Linked DNA regions of Mus musculus: region 1 is linked to region 2. The links are chromatin contacts, found by Hi-C or POLR2A ChIA-PET in ENCODE. All regions are on one chromosome and are shown on one strand. The core of a region is the stretch at or near the end of the contact, and the rest is flanking DNA. Distances in the headings are between cores, read along the strand shown. Region 1 holds the start of Tsr3 (TSR3 20S rRNA accumulation). Region 2 holds the start of Unkl (unkempt family like zinc finger).

What was found. A loop is a pair of places that touch in the nucleus more often than their neighbours do. ChIA-PET counts read pairs that join two places held with the same protein, here RNA polymerase II (POLR2A).
Region 1: a map of heart shows a loop between it and region 2 (2.0-fold over the local background). The contact joins the promoter of Tsr3 here to the promoter of Unkl in region 2. A Hi-C loop is called at or near these places in 1 of 37 maps with a recorded cell type or tissue (heart). POLR2A ChIA-PET finds 5 or more read pairs at or near these places in 4 of 5 experiments (Patski and embryonic stem cell).

The regions. Positions count from the first base shown.
Region 1 is chr17:25,235,793-25,243,104 of GRCm38, forward strand. Tsr3 (TSR3 20S rRNA accumulation) reads left to right here and starts at 4,378. Exons shown (of 6, transcript NM_026676.3): 1 at 4,378-4,572; 2 at 4,652-4,871; 3 at 5,272-5,465; 4 at 5,896-6,069; 5 at 6,367-6,430; 6 at 6,662-7,007. The coding sequence starts at 4,461. The coding sequence ends at 6,869. Gnptg (N-acetylglucosamine-1-phosphotransferase, gamma subunit) reads right to left here and starts at 4,324. Exons shown (of 11, transcript NM_172529.3): 1 at 4,268-4,324; 2 at 4,122-4,179; 3 at 3,983-4,050; 4 at 64-118. The coding sequence starts at 4,319. It overlaps Baiap3 (BAI1-associated protein 3), which reads right to left. Exons shown (of 34, transcript NM_001163270.1): 34 at 6,867-7,312.
Region 2 is chr17:25,182,888-25,190,007 of GRCm38, forward strand. It overlaps Unkl (unkempt family like zinc finger), which reads left to right and starts at 5,513. Exons shown (of 15, transcript NM_001197024.1): 1 at 5,513-5,605; 2 at 6,579-6,788. The coding sequence starts at 5,529. BC003965 (cDNA sequence BC003965) reads left to right here and starts at 1,674. Exons shown (of 2, transcript NM_183150.2): 1 at 1,674-1,753; 2 at 1,833-4,775. The coding sequence starts at 1,722. The coding sequence ends at 2,211. It overlaps Gm52286 (a long non-coding RNA gene), which reads right to left and starts at 6,583. Exons shown (of 2, transcript XR_003952239.1): 1 at 6,229-6,583; 2 at 5,167-6,122.

The sequences.
Region 1 (7,312 bases), core at 3,128-5,627, 52 kb after region 2:
GAACACAGGCACATCAGGAGCTCTGCAGACTCCGCCCACTCCACCCACCAGCCTGGCACTCACGTGGACTCCACTAGGCTAAAGCACTTGCCAGCAAGTCTGAAGAGATGCAGGGGCCCTGGGGAAGAACACAACAGCAGTTAAGCATCGGTATAAACTCTGCTACCCCTAAAGCTGGAAGCTAAGGTAGGCAGGAGAGCACTAACCATCAAGGCCAGAACGCCCCAAGCTCCTTTCCTAAATGATTGGGAATGCAGAGGCAGGCTGACCTAACTCCTAGGGACTGACAAACTCATCTCCAGACCACAGAACTGGTTGTCTGTGGCAGGATTCCCATGCTTGTTCCTGTGGAGGAGGCTCTCAGTATCTGTCTAGGCTACATAATGAGACCCAGTCTCAAAAATTAAAAATGAATGAACAGGGTGTGGACCTTTAATCCCAGCACTCAGGAGGCAGAGGCTGACAGAGCTTTGTGAGTTTAAGGGCAGCCTGGTTTACAAAAGTGAGTTCCAGGACACCCACTGTTATACAGAGAAACCCTGTCTCAAAGAATAAAAGAGTTAAGAAAGAAAATCTAAACTGCAACCTTATTAGAAAGGACCTGCTTTACCACGCAGGCCCAGCTTTGTGATTCAGATCTCTGATCACATGCTAAACTGTACTTAGATGTACAGTCAGTTCTGATGCTCTCCTTGATAACCGAAGCCAGGAGCATGGGTCTTTCTCATGGCTGTCTCTAGCTACTTTATAGCGTCATTTCTGTCTTCACCTTCCTGTTGTGTGATGTCCTCTCAATTCGGGCTGAGTGACTTCCCTTGGTGTTCCTGATAGGACAGGTCTATTGATTCTCCTGCAGGTTCTGTTACTTAAGAAAATACCTGCCTTTTTGAGGTGTGCCAGGGACTCAACCTAGGACCTCGAGCATATATTCTGAAGTTCTATTGACCTGGGGCTGTATGAGAAAAATAAGAACAAAAACTGGGGGCTGGAGAGATGGCTCAGCAGTTAAGAGCACTGACTGCTCCTCCAGAGGTTCTGAGTTCAATTCCCAGCAACCACATGGTGGCTCACAACCATCTGTAATGGGATCTGACACCCTCTTCTGGTGCATCTGAAGGCAGCTACAGATTGTACTTAAATCTTTTTTAAAAATTGGTTCTCTGAAAAGATAGCAATACTGACACCTGGAAGCTGGGTGTGATGGCTTCGTGCCTGTAACCCCAGCACTGCGGAGACTGGAGCAGGACGCACTGGTGTGGTGCTGGTGCCAGCATGGGGAGATGGTGTATTCAGAGAAGTGTGTGTTGTGCAAGCACGAGGAACTGAGTTTGGGTCCTCAACACCCACATAAGAAGCTGGATGCCAGCAATGTCAGTGCTGGACGGGCAGAGATGGGCGGAGTCTCCGCGACTTGCTGGACAACCAGCCTAGCTGAATCCTTGAGCTTTAGATTCAGTGAGAGATCCTGACTCTCAGTAAGTGTTCGGAAGCAGTAGAGGAAGACACCCAACCTTGACCTCGGACCTCCACACAGGCACACACAAACACATTACACAGAAAGAGAATAGGAGGGGGTGAAGAGACGGGTGGGTGGTCGTGAGCACTTGTTGCTTTTGTGAAGGATCCAGGTTCGGTTCCTAGCATGTACATACGTGATGGCTCACAATCATCTATAACCCCAGTTCTAGAAAACCCAATGCCTTCTTCTGGCACAGGTACTTCACACAATATGGTACACAGACAGCAAACAAGCAAAACACCCAGTAAAATAAAAGCTTAAGTAAAAATAAACTGAGCCTGTAAAAATAAACCTGTAGCCAAACTGACTAGGAAAAGCAAAACTGTAAGTAAGTAAGTAAAACTAGAAATAAAAGTTGGGGTATTTGCAACCAACATCACAAAAGTAAAAAGGGTGATTGGTAACTATGAACGAATGGATGTAGTTGAAACTGACAATTTCCTCCGAAACACGGGCTTGCCAAGGGTGGCTTCGAGGAAGCAGCAGGCAGCTGTGAATGAGCACACCTGTGAGGTTAGGCAGCCCATCTCCTAGGCTGAGTAGCCCTTCAACCAAGTAGGTTTCTCTCACCCCCCCTCCCTATCTCCCCATCCTCTCTCCTGCCAAGACTGTCCTGGAACTTACTGTGTAGGTCAGGCCTGGGCTTGAACTAATGATCCTCCTCTGAGGTGCTGGGATAATGGTCTTGTGACAGTCTATGCATACTGTATCTTTTTCTTTCTAATATTGCTATTAAATGAATAAAAATAAACATCTGCAGTACTGGGTTCCTAGCAACATCTGGCCCCTCCTGGCCAACCAAGGAGCTACATGTTAGTTTGGAAGGGCTGTGGAGAAGTCTTACGATTATACACAAATACACGCGCGCGCGCACACACTATTATACACAAATACACACGCACACGATTATACACAAATACGCACGCGCGCACACTCACACAACCTCACAATGTAATGGTAGCAGGACTTAAAACAGTGTCACCTTATGAAAAGGAGAGAAGATGGTAACAGTTGACTACGAGAGGAGCCTGGTAAGTGCTCTGCAGCCCTGAGCTATCTCTTCTTCACGGGATCAAATCTACAAACCAGCTTGCCCAACATGCCTAAGATAGTGGGTCACCAAATCCCCAGAGTGCAGCTAGTCACGTTTTTTTTTTTTTTTTTGGAATCTTTATCATGTATCTACTTATTTATTTATTTATTTTTATTAGATACTTTATTTATATACAATATAAATAAATATTAAATAAATTTATTATTATATATATTTATATATATTTATATTATATATTTATTTATATATAATATAAATATATATATATAAATAAATATATATTTCAAATGCTATCCCGAAAGTTCCCTATACCCTCCCTCCACCCTGCTCCCCTACCCACCCACTCCTGCTTCTTGGCCCTGGCATTCCCCTGTACTGGGGCATATAAAATTTGCAATACCAAGGGGCCTCTCTTCCCAGTGATGGCCAACTAGGCCATCTTCTGCTACATATGCAGCTAGAGATATGAGCTCTGGGGGTACTGGTTAGTTCATATTGTTGTTCCACCTATAGGGTTGCAGACCCCTTCAGCTCCTTGGGTGCTTTCTCTAGCTTCTCCATTGGGGGCCCTGTGTTCCATCTTATAGATGACTTGTGAGCATCCACTTCTGTATTTGCCAGGCACTGGCATAGCCTCATACGAGACAGCTATAACAGGGTCCCTTCAGCAAGATCTTTCTGGCATATGCAATAGTGTCTGGGTTGCCAAGGTTCTTTTATGCTGGCCAGCCCTGAGCCACCTCCAACAGCTTGTCTTTCAGTCCTCCTAGGATCTTAGTCCCAAATTTCCTGTGCTGGTGCCCTCTCCACTCCGTAAGACCTAGAAAGGGCTAGATACACCTGGAGTGTTGAGTCTTCATACCCAACATCCCTAGAGCTTCTAATTGGTCTAAGCACCTGTGGAAAGTAGAGGCTTTAATACCACAAGTTGGAGGCCAGCTTGAGTCTACTATAAAAGACTTTGAAAGACTCTTACCTTAAAAACACAAAAGTAGCCGGGGGTGGCACACGCCTTTAATCCCAGCACTTGGGAGGCAGAGGCAGGCGGATTTCTGAGTTCCGGGCCAGCCTGGTCTACAAAGAGTTCCAGGGCTATACAGAGGAACCCTGTCCCGAAAAACAAAACGAAACAAAACAAAAACCCCACAAAAGTTAGGGATGTGACCCAAGCCTTGAGCGCTTGCTTGCTTAGCCCTAGGTAATCGCCAACCCTGGGAGCGAGAGGGGATTGCAGTTCCAGTATATACTTCAGAGCATTTAAAACACTCAAGTTTGACAAACGAATTCGTAACCCTTCAGCGAGTACATTATGAGTCCTTCATCCAAGGCACCCTTCCCTCCCTAACCGAGAGCTTTTTTCGGCCCCCTCAGTCAGCACCTCGGCCAGCTCCGCACCCTCCCGCGCTCACCGGATACAGCTGAAGGCTCTCTCTTGGGCTGAAGGCGGCTTGCCTGGGGCAAGAACGGGTTATTCAGCCTATGGAACAGAGAAGGTCAGAAGAGCCAGCCAGGCTCGGTCCCCAAGCCGCAGGACCGTGATCCGCTCACCCGAATGTGTTAGGCTCCTCCACCACCTTCATCTTCCCGGCACATGCCGGCGCGGGCCCTGCGGAGCGGGGAGAGAGGTGGTGAGTAGGGAGCGGAGGCGCGAGCGACGCCAGCGCGCGGGGGGCTATGTGCGCGGAGCCACTGACCCTGCGACGCGAGCCCCAGCAACATCAGGAAGCCAGCCAGCCGCCCCGCCATTGCTCCTAGGGTCTCACGGTCACGTGAGTGACAGCCGGAACTGACTCCCCTCAAAACCGGAAGCTGTGCGAGCGCGCACGCGCGCACGCTCTTGAACAAACGCTGGAGCTGAGGATTTCATCTCGGATTTCATCTAACATTATGGGCCGCAAGAAAGTTGCTCGCGGATCCAGGAAAGAGAGCGGTCGTGTTCGGCGACCCTCTGGCCGCTCTCTGGATGCTTTCGCTGAAGAGGTGGGCGCTGCGCTGCGTGGTGAGTTTGGAGCAGTCGGAGCAGCGGGTCGGGCCTGGGAGCAGGCGCTGAGGACCCGGCCTTCTCTCTCTCCTTGTAGCATCCGTGCAGCCCGAGGAGGCCGAGGACCAGGGCGGCCCGGGCCCTGCGGCGCTGCCTTGTGCCTTGGCTATGTGGGAGCTTGGTCACTGCGACCCCAAGCGCTGCACGGGCCGCAAACTGGCCCGTCTGGGTCTGGTGCGCTGCCTGCGCCTGAGCCAAAGGTTTGGCGGTCTGGTGCTCAGCCCAGTAGGCACTGAGTACGTGTCTCCGGCAGACAGGTAGACACCAGAGGCCTGGGGATCGGGGAGGGGTCGGAGAGGGGTTGGAATGCCCTTCCCACCATCTTGTCTTTGTTAAACTGCCCTGTATCAGGAGTATCATTTTCTTCAAGCCTTGCTTATTGGTCTTGGATGTCCACATCTTTCATATGAGCAGAGTTGTATTTAATTTGACCCTTTTCATAGAGCAGGGCTATAGTGTAGAAAGCCTAGGAGAAACATTTGTTGTGTAAAGTAAACACTGTCCAGCTACCCTCAACTGCTTCCTGAAGGGTTCTTTCTACTATTGCAATAAACCATAACTTCGAAATAGCAGAGTGATCTCTCATCTGTAGTGAAGCCAGTCTCCAAGGATGTGCCTTATTTGGGGCCCTAGAACCTACCCTACACTCTCTGACAGACAGCTGGTGGCACAGTCAGGGGTCGCAGTCATAGACTGCTCCTGGGCCAAACTGGACGACACACCCTTTCAGAAGATGCGAGGGAGCCACTTGCGGCTCCTGCCTTACCTCGTAGCTGCCAACCCTGTAAACTATGGCCGGCCCTGCAAACTTTCCTGTGTGGAAGCTTTCGCTGCTGCCTTCTGCATCGTAGGTGAGTTTTGGGTCTGACAGAAGCCTGGCAATGGCAGTCTGGAGGCTGACTGCTTGCCCCCTCCTCCTCCCTCACCTGGAGACTGGGGTTTCTTCTGGCAGAGTCTGAGCAAGGGGGTGGGATGTGAGGAGAATATATTGGGAGCCATTAGAAAACAGCCTTTGTCTTCAGTCTCAGTGCCCACATACAGTCTTAACCTTATGAAGCAGAGGTAGAGGCAAAATGGACCACTGCCTTCCCTGGATGGTGTGTGGGCCCAATGGCTACCCCGTAAGACACAGAGACTAGGATAATAGGACTGTTTCTCAGCAAATGAGAGGAACCTTGGGAACTGTAGAGGAGGTGACAGCTTCCTGAGATAGCAGGCAGGGTCATGCAGTTGTGCTCTCTATAGGTGTCCCAGGCATATCTTTGGTTTTTGTTCCACTAGGCTTTTCAGACCTTGCTGTCATTTTGCTTCGGAAGTTTAAGTGGGGCAAGGGCTTCCTGGACCTGAACCGGGAGCTCCTGGATAAGTACGCAGCTTGCCGTGGCCCGGAGGAGGTGTTGCAGGCTGAACAGGGGTACTTGGCTAGCACCAGGGACACGCCTGAAGAGGACATCGGTGAGTCCTGGTGTTGGCTGGGAGCCCCAGAGAAGCAATCAAGTCCCTCCAGGGCCTTAGGAGCCTAGAGCCTGAAAATCACTTAGAAGTCCCCTTCCTCTCTTCTTCTTTCTTTCTTTCTTTTTTTTTTGGGGGTGGGGGTGGGGGTGGGGAGAGGGTTTCTCTGTGTAGTCCTGGCTGTCCTGGAACTCACTTTGTAGACCAGGCTGGCCTCAAACTCAGAAATCCGCCTGCCTCTGCCTCCCGAGTGCTGGGATTAAAGGTGTGCGCCACCACGCCCTCTCTTTCTGTGTTCAGATCCCTTTGACGTGGACTCAGGGCGGGAGTTTGTGAATCTCAACAGGCCCGTGGCCAGCACCCGGTAGGTCCTGTGAGCCCCCAGGTGCTTCTGAAACCTTGACCCAGTTCCTCCGGCCTTGCGGGTGTGGCCTTTTGAACAAGGCCTGGTGGTGATTACAAAGTGTAAAGCAGCTGCTTGCTGAAGGGGGTTGGGCTCAGAGCCGCCTCTGCTTTAGGGCTTCTCTAGCGAGCCTAACAGGGACGGTCACCTTGCTCAGGGCTGTGGCTGTACTGTGGTCCATCTCACTCCCAGGCTACCTGAGGACATGGATGACACTGATGGGTCTGAGGAGCACAGTGAAGATTCTGAGGAGGACAGTGATGAGTGTGAGGAACCAGGACCTGGTGCTAATGGAGGAGACAGCAACTACTCTGGAGCTGAAGAGACCCCAGAACAAGAGGCTCAAGCCAGAGACTCCACTGAAATTTGGAAAGGGATCAAGAAACGACAGAGAGACTGAAGGTCACAAACATATTATTGAAGCTGGTGTGCATTATTCAGAAGTGGCAGTAGGACCTGGGGATGGACGGGCCTGCTGGGACAACCTTGTTTAGTGTCCTGCCTTAGTGCTCTCAATAAAACCAAGGAGACCCCGCTATGGGTTGCTTTGTACGTGGCTAAGCGCTGGGGAAGTCTACCCGGGCAGATCTGGCCTGTGAGGTAAGTCTGGTATGGGCATATAAAGATGCGTCAAGGGATGTCTGAGCAGCTAGCCATCGAGCCCTTCAGCCTGGTCTCCACCTGTGGGCAATTCCTGTTCCTAACCGTGACTGTGGGAGAAACTCTCCTGGGACCAGGAGCCAGGCCCGGACCAGAGCACAAGTAACCCTCCGCTGGCCCCTTGCTCACCTGCGGTGGGGAGTGTCCGGGTCCAGGAGAGAGAAGCCGCAAGCAGTGGAAACT
Region 2 (7,120 bases), core at 4,263-6,762:
ACTCAGTGAGAGTGCCTTGAGGAAGAACAGAGTGGAGTGTGAGGCTTTTCCCGTTAGTAAGTGGCTCCCGGTCACAGGAGGCTCCTGATTTTGTTCCATCCTGGGCTAGATTACAGCTCAGAGTAAGGGCATTTCCCAGGACCCTTTCTTTCCCACAAAGCAGTAAACATCCAAAAGCTATGGTCACCTTCAGGATGACAGAGTGTGCTTCCCCAGGTGGGAGACCTTGAGCAAAGAGCGGGCAAAACCACCTGCAGGGAACAAGGCAAGTGAGTTTGCAGGCTGCTCCCAAATCCTGCAGTTGCAACAGGTGTAAATTTCCCCCCCAAGCTTCTGGATCCAATTGATATCAGACCCCTATTTCCCTGCATGGGGAGAAGTTCAAGTCCAGTCCCCCAGCAGAGGAGTTTCAAGTGAAGACAGGACAGTTGGGCTGGGTTTTTGTAGCTGAACTTCATGTCTTCAGGAGCCAGGTTGCTGCACTGTGAGTTGTGTGTCTCCCCTCTATGCTGCCTAGTGAGGGCACCCTCTACCTTCTTGGAGTGCTGTGTAAGACTGGCCCTCACTCTAGCAGGAATATCTACATCACTAACAGCCAAAGGCTGAAGGGTCCTTTTCCTGCCTAACTTCTCCCTTGTCATGCATGCTGTGGTGCCCTCAGACACCCTCCTGAGCAAAATAAATCATGGGGACTCTGCTTGCCCAGAAAGGAACTCACAGCCCCATGAGATAGAGGAAGAGGTGTTTTTTTGTTTTTATTCATGTCACTGGTTTACAGATCAAGAATAAAATCGGAGTGATAATCATTATTGAGCCCTGCGGTAAGACCAGGTGTAATATAACTCACTCTAGCTTCTACACAGCACAGGTACTAAGAAGACAGACACCTTTAGGGCTGATCCTCTTTTTTTTTTTTTTTTTTTTGTATTTTAAATTGGGTTGATGTTAAGCTGTGTAGTACTTGGGACCAGTGATTCTCTTCTATCTGCCTCCACAGTATTGGGATTACAAGGTTGCCTGGCTGATTCTGACGATGCAGAGCTTCAATCAGCTTCCAGATCAAAAGGCCAGGTGCACGTTAGCTATGGGAGTGTAATTTCAGAATCGCCTCCCTGTAGGCTGTCCGAGATCTGGTCAGCCTATGGTCTACACAGAGCCATTTCCATTCTTCCTGAAGGCAAATGGATTCTGGGGACCTGGGATAGTCTAGGTGGAGGTGATGTTTCTACAAGCCTTTTCAAAGGGACGGCCAGGCCGGGAGGCGTTTAAGGCGCGAGGGTTTCCCGCCTCCGTGCCTGAGAGCTCGGATGGAGCGCTAAGACTGGAAGATGCGCTCATGGAGAACAGGGACCAAGTCCCTCCCGGACGATGGTCCTGGAAAGAAGCCAGCAGATGCCACGGGTTCTCAAGTCCTTGGGCATCACACTAAACAGCCTCGGGCCAAGCTCTTCGGAGAACCGAGTCTGCTTCACTTTCAATCCGCCGCGCCGGATCAGGTCTCAATGGAAGGACCCAGAACGACACAAACCCGTAAGTCGTCCAGATAGTGATCAGGGCGAGGCCGGAGACGGAAGAGCTAGCGAGAGGAAATGCATCATTTCCGTTGCGCCGCTGGACCCACGTTTTGTAGTCGTGAAATTGGATGTGAAGTTCGGCTTCCGGTTTTGTGCGACGGAAGTGACGAAAGCGCGGTGCGCCTCAGCGTGCGAGTCGAGGTCGCTATGAACAGTGTCCTGTGCTCACGGGCTGCGGGGTGAGAGCCGTGAGGTGCCGGTGCGTGAGGGTGGGAGGTGGCCGTGGCTCCGGGACGCTTACTGCTGTCTCTCTTCCAGAGCGGTCCGGGCTCTGCGGCTCGTGGGCTGGGCTTCGCGAAGTTTGCATCCGCCGCCCCGTGGCCGGTCTCCAGCTCAGCCTGCAGACAGGGAAGAGGAGGACGACGACCCCAACCTCCCGATCCAATTTTCCGGCAGCAAAGCCACCCCGATCCGCTGGACCGTGGAGCATTCCCTGGGGAAGCCGCAGCAGCGGCCCTGGTGGAAAGTGCTGCCGCTCACCCTCACACTCGTGGCTCTGGTTGTATGGTGCTACCAGAGGGAGGAGAGCGGCATGGACCTGTGGTTGAGGCAGGTGTTGGAAGAGGAGGACGAGGAGGAGCCGGAAGGTCCTCCGGAGGAGCTTGAAGCTCCGGCCCTCTACGGGGCTAGAACGTAACAGGGTGCGTGCTGAGGAAGGGACTAGGCAGCCGTCCTTTCGTTGTTGAATTTGACGATTTCTGAACTGGTTCTGCGCATGTCCTCGTTGCTTAAAGGACTTGGATGGCGCTCTTGGCGCTGAGACACAAGAACACAGCACAAAGTTGGAGGCTTGAAATCTGATCTTTGCCGAACACCAATGCCCAGTGATTACGTCCATAGAACTTTTGAGGTTCCTAGAAAAGGTTTTGGGTGCACCTTATGCTCTTGAGTTATGATGTGTTCATACAGCCTAATCATGTTTCCAGCGTTCATCTGGTGGAGGTGTTACCTGCAGTTCATTCGCTTTCCGAGACAGACTAACTGCTGAAGTGTAATTACCTATATGTGTGCAACATCAGTTGAAGCTATTTTAAAAACTAACAAATGGAAAATACATTTGGTAAAGTCTAATGAACTCAATTTTCTCACCTCCCCTTTCATCATCAAGTAGGCTTTGGTTTTTTTGTTTTGAAACACAGTCCCCCTATTTAGCTCTGGCAGGCCTAGAACTGGCTATGTAAACCAGCCTTGCTGTAGACTTAGATATCAGCCTGCTTCCTGCTTCTGCTGCCATCTTTTTTTTTTTTTTTTTCTCTTCTGCTCTTCATTCCCACATGAGAACTTAAAAACTTGACAGAAGTGGTAGGGTATGCTTGTCATCTCAACACTTATGAAACTGAGGCAGGAGGATCCTAAGTTTGGGGTCTGCTTGGGCTACGTAGGGAGGGCCTGTCTCAAACAAAACAAAACATCAATAATATAGTGGGTTGGTTTTTTTTGTTTGTTTGTTTCTGTCTTTTTCACAGTGTTGTGATTGAACTCAGGAGTCTATTGTGCTATCCTACCAATGAGGTCTGTTTCCAGCTCACATAGAATTGCTTTTGCAAAAAAAAAAAAATGTTACATTTCATGCAGTGGGTTCTCAGTGCTGCCAGGCTGATAACTTATCTGAAGTGATGTGGGCATTTGAACTCGTGAGCAGAATAAGTGGGGACACTCACTACACCTCTGCTTTCTCGTTTTTTTTCTTTCCTTCCCCCTTTCTAATTTTTCAAGACAAGGTTTCTTTATGTAGCCCTGGCCATCCTGGAATTCTGGCTGTATCCCTGGCTGGCCTTGAACTCAGAGGCAGAGGCTGCGTCCGCCTCCTGAGTGGTGGGATCAAAGGCGAGCACCACCAGATCTGAGTTTCACATCTATTTTACGGATAGGAGAATAGGTGTGTTAGCTAAAGGGTTACTTAAATGTTTATTTTATTTATTTATTTATTTTTTGTGCTATGCTTTTCCAATTTCCCAAATAGACTGTAGCTTGTGTTTTTCCTATTGTTTTCAGCCCAATGAATTCTCTGGGTGAGTGCCCAGCAAATATCAGGTAGGGAGAGGGCCTGTAACTAACTATAAGCCAGCTGCATGTACAAGACAGTAGATAAACTGTTGGGCAGAAAGAAATGATTGAATAAAACATGTTCTTTTGAGGGAGGAGGAGTTAACGTAACTGACGCTTACAAAATTAGATTTACTTTATGTGTATGTATGTGCATCACATACATGTCTGTTGCCTATACAGGTAAGAAGAGGATGTCAGATTCCCTGGAACTGGAAATACAAATGGCTATGAGCAACCATGTAGGTTCTGGGAACTGAACTTGGGTCCTCTGGAAGAGGAGCCATTCACTGTGAGCAATTTCTCCAGCCCCAACAGCCACTTTGTGTAAGCTCTTGAAAATGGAAAGGCTCAGTAGTGTTGGAAGTGAGCTGTTACACAGATAAAAACCTGTTAGTTCTGTTCTGAGCCATAGCCCTCGAGTACCAGCTTCAATAAAAGGACACGTCTGGCCCTTATGTGGGTGTCACAGGTGATGTCTGCAGAGGAATAAAACACATCTTTTGATGAGAGACCTTTGCCCATGTCCACAGTCAAGGTCGCTGAGTTCCACCATCACTGCTATTTGCTCTCTGTCACACCTTACAGAGCCAGCTTCTCTCTCTCTCTCTCTCTCTCTCTCCCTCTCTCTCTCTTTCTCTCCCTCTCTCTCTCTCAGATTCCTTAGGTTGTCTTGTGTGTTTCTCCAGGCTGGACTTGGGGGTTGACCTAGTTTTCATTCCCTATCCCTCAGCAGTCTGAGACACATTTATTCCTCTGTAGGTTCCCCTGTCTGCCCTTCCCTGCTTGCTCATTCTTCTATTTGATCTTTGAAAAAACAATGTTTCTGTTTGCTGGGACTGCCTACAGCTCACTATCCATCCACATGCTTGTGCAACCATTAAAATAAGTCCTTTAAACTAAGTTAACTTCAGGGTCTGTGGGCTAGGGGAAATGCTCAGGGATAAGTGCTTAGCCGGCATGGACCTGGGTCCGGGCACGCACATGGCTCCGGGTTCTACCTCTAGCACCCAAACCAAACCAACTCACTCTCCAAAGTTGTCAACAACTCAAAGAATTTGTCTACAAAAATGTCATATGAAGAAGTCAGTAATCCTACCAGCAAATGGTAATTTTACCTTACTAGTACTTTAAAATATAGCATACATACCTGGACCGTGTATGTCTCTCTGTTAATATTTTAGATCGTGTTTCTGGAAATGGGATAGGTTTTCTGTAATCCTCCTTTCTGAAAACATCCCTCTCTTTTCTGCCCATTCCTTTCAGAACACTTGTGGCTGTGCTACTCAGACTTTATCCCTCAGAGCACACCCGCAGTTAGCAGAGGAGCTGTGGTCACTTTACACACCAGTGAATGCTAGCCCTGGGTTCTCCCGAATTCATCCTAGCACTTGCGAGTCCTGCCCGCCACGTGCAGTTAGCATTCTGCGGACCCCAGATCAGTCTGATTACTGACCACCCTGTACATCCTTTACCCGATGGGCTCATCTGGCAGCATCTTACGCTGTGTTTTTAAAAAAGTGGCTCAACAGAATTCACACTCGGATTATCCTTAAATTCACAAATTTAATAAAGGGGCGACCATCGTCACAGTCTAATTATAGACTTTTTCCAGTTCAAAGAAACCTGTGCCCAACAGCAGCCCTGGACGCAGAGGCCATCATGGGGACTCTACACCAACGGGCGTGTCCCGCCTTGCGCCTGTAACTTGCTGCCGTGGTGGGCCGGCAGAACCTGTGTGTCACCCCCGCCGCACAGCGCGCGTGGGCGAGGGGTCGGTGGGGGCGTGGCCGGCGTGGCGTGCCCGGGGGTGTGGCCGGCGCGGCGGGGGGCGCAGGGGGCTCGGTGCGGGGGGGAGATCCGGGGGCGCCGGCGCGGCGCATGCGCGCTGCATTGTTTTGACTGAAAATGCCGTCGGTTTCGAAAGCGGCGGCGGCGGCGCTGAGCGGGTCCCCCCCGCAGACAGAGAAACCAACCCACTACAGGTCAGTGCCTGGGCTGCGGTCCGTGGCCTTCTGGGCGCTGCGGCGCAAAGCAGCGGCCCGCGTGCGCCACGGGCCCCGGTGTCGCCGCTGTGGGTGCGCCCCGCCCGCGCCCGCGCCCCCGCCGCCAGCTCTTGCGGGTCACGCCGTCCAGGCGCGGGCCGCCGCCTAAGGTGGAGTGGCAGCGCCCAGGGTTTTCGGTGACCCCTGGCTTGGGGGCTGGACTTGCTCCTGGTCTCCGGCGACCCCGCGCGCCAGACTGGAGTCTGGGGAACAGCGCCTGCGTTCGTAGCTCAGGGCCGCGCCTGGGCTGGAGGTGGGCGCACGGCCATCCGGACTCGAGCAGTCGCTGCCTGAGGTTGAGAGGCGGTTCCGGGGTCTGGGGTGACCTCTGGGCTGGGGGCGGAGCCGCACCTAGAGTCCGGTGGCCGCTTGGTTGTGAGCCCGGGGGTCGTTTCTGCGGCGCAGAAGAGGGGTTGCGCCTGGTGTGGGCGGGTGGCGCTTGCAGTCCATCTGGAACCTATGAAGGTAGTCGAGCGGGAGACCGGGACTGAGGATTGAGAGGTGGCTCCAGGGGTCAGGGACTAGAAGGGGGCAGAGAATGGAGTGTACTTCTGTAGAGTTACCTGGGATCAGAGTTGGTGATGGCCTGCTAAGAGGAGGTCTATGCCTCGTGTCCGGGAATCTTCTTATCTGGGGACTGGGAAGTGGTATTTGGGGTCAGGGAACGGAGAGTCTGCCTGACTGGAGTTACCTGGTCTCCGAGTTGGGAAGTGACACCCGGGGTGCTTTTAAAAAAGGAGGGTACCGGGCCATGGCAGTCAGGATCGCTCAGTGTGTGTGTGTGTGTGTGTGTGTGTGTGTGTGTGTATTGCCGGGGGTGGGGGATGCTTCTCGTCTGGGACCCTGCCCCGCCGCATCCCAGGGGCCTCCAGCCGGCGGTGGCTGCGGCCCGCAACGCTGTTTGTCTTTTTAGGTATCTAAAGGAGTTTAGGACAGAGCAGTGCTCCCTGTTTTTGCAGCATAAGTGCAGCCAGCACAGGCCGTTCACCTGTTTCCATTGGCATTTCCTAAATCAGCGTCGTCGCAGACCGCTCCGACGACGCGATGGCACCTTCAACTACAGCCCGGACATATACTGCTCCAAGTACGATGAGGCCACCGGCCTGTGTCCCGATGGTGATGAGTAAGTGGGGTTCCGGTGGGTGGCTCATGGTCTTTCCTCAGGATTGGTGTTGACTCTCTGATCAACAGGTTTTTGAGGTTTCTGGTTTTTTGTTTTTTTGAGACAGGGTGTCTTTATGAAGGCCTGGCTGTCCTGAAACACTGTATGTAGACCAGACTGGCCTCAAACTCATAGTGATACCTGTCTTGGCCCCTTAAAGTGCTGGCATTAAAGGTGTATGCCACTACACTGGTCTCCTTGCTTCTTTTTAACACCCACTACCTGTAGAGGGAACCTCATTTTTATTCAAGACTTCTCGGGGTCAGTAGAGTAGTGTGCTTGAGGGGTTCCCT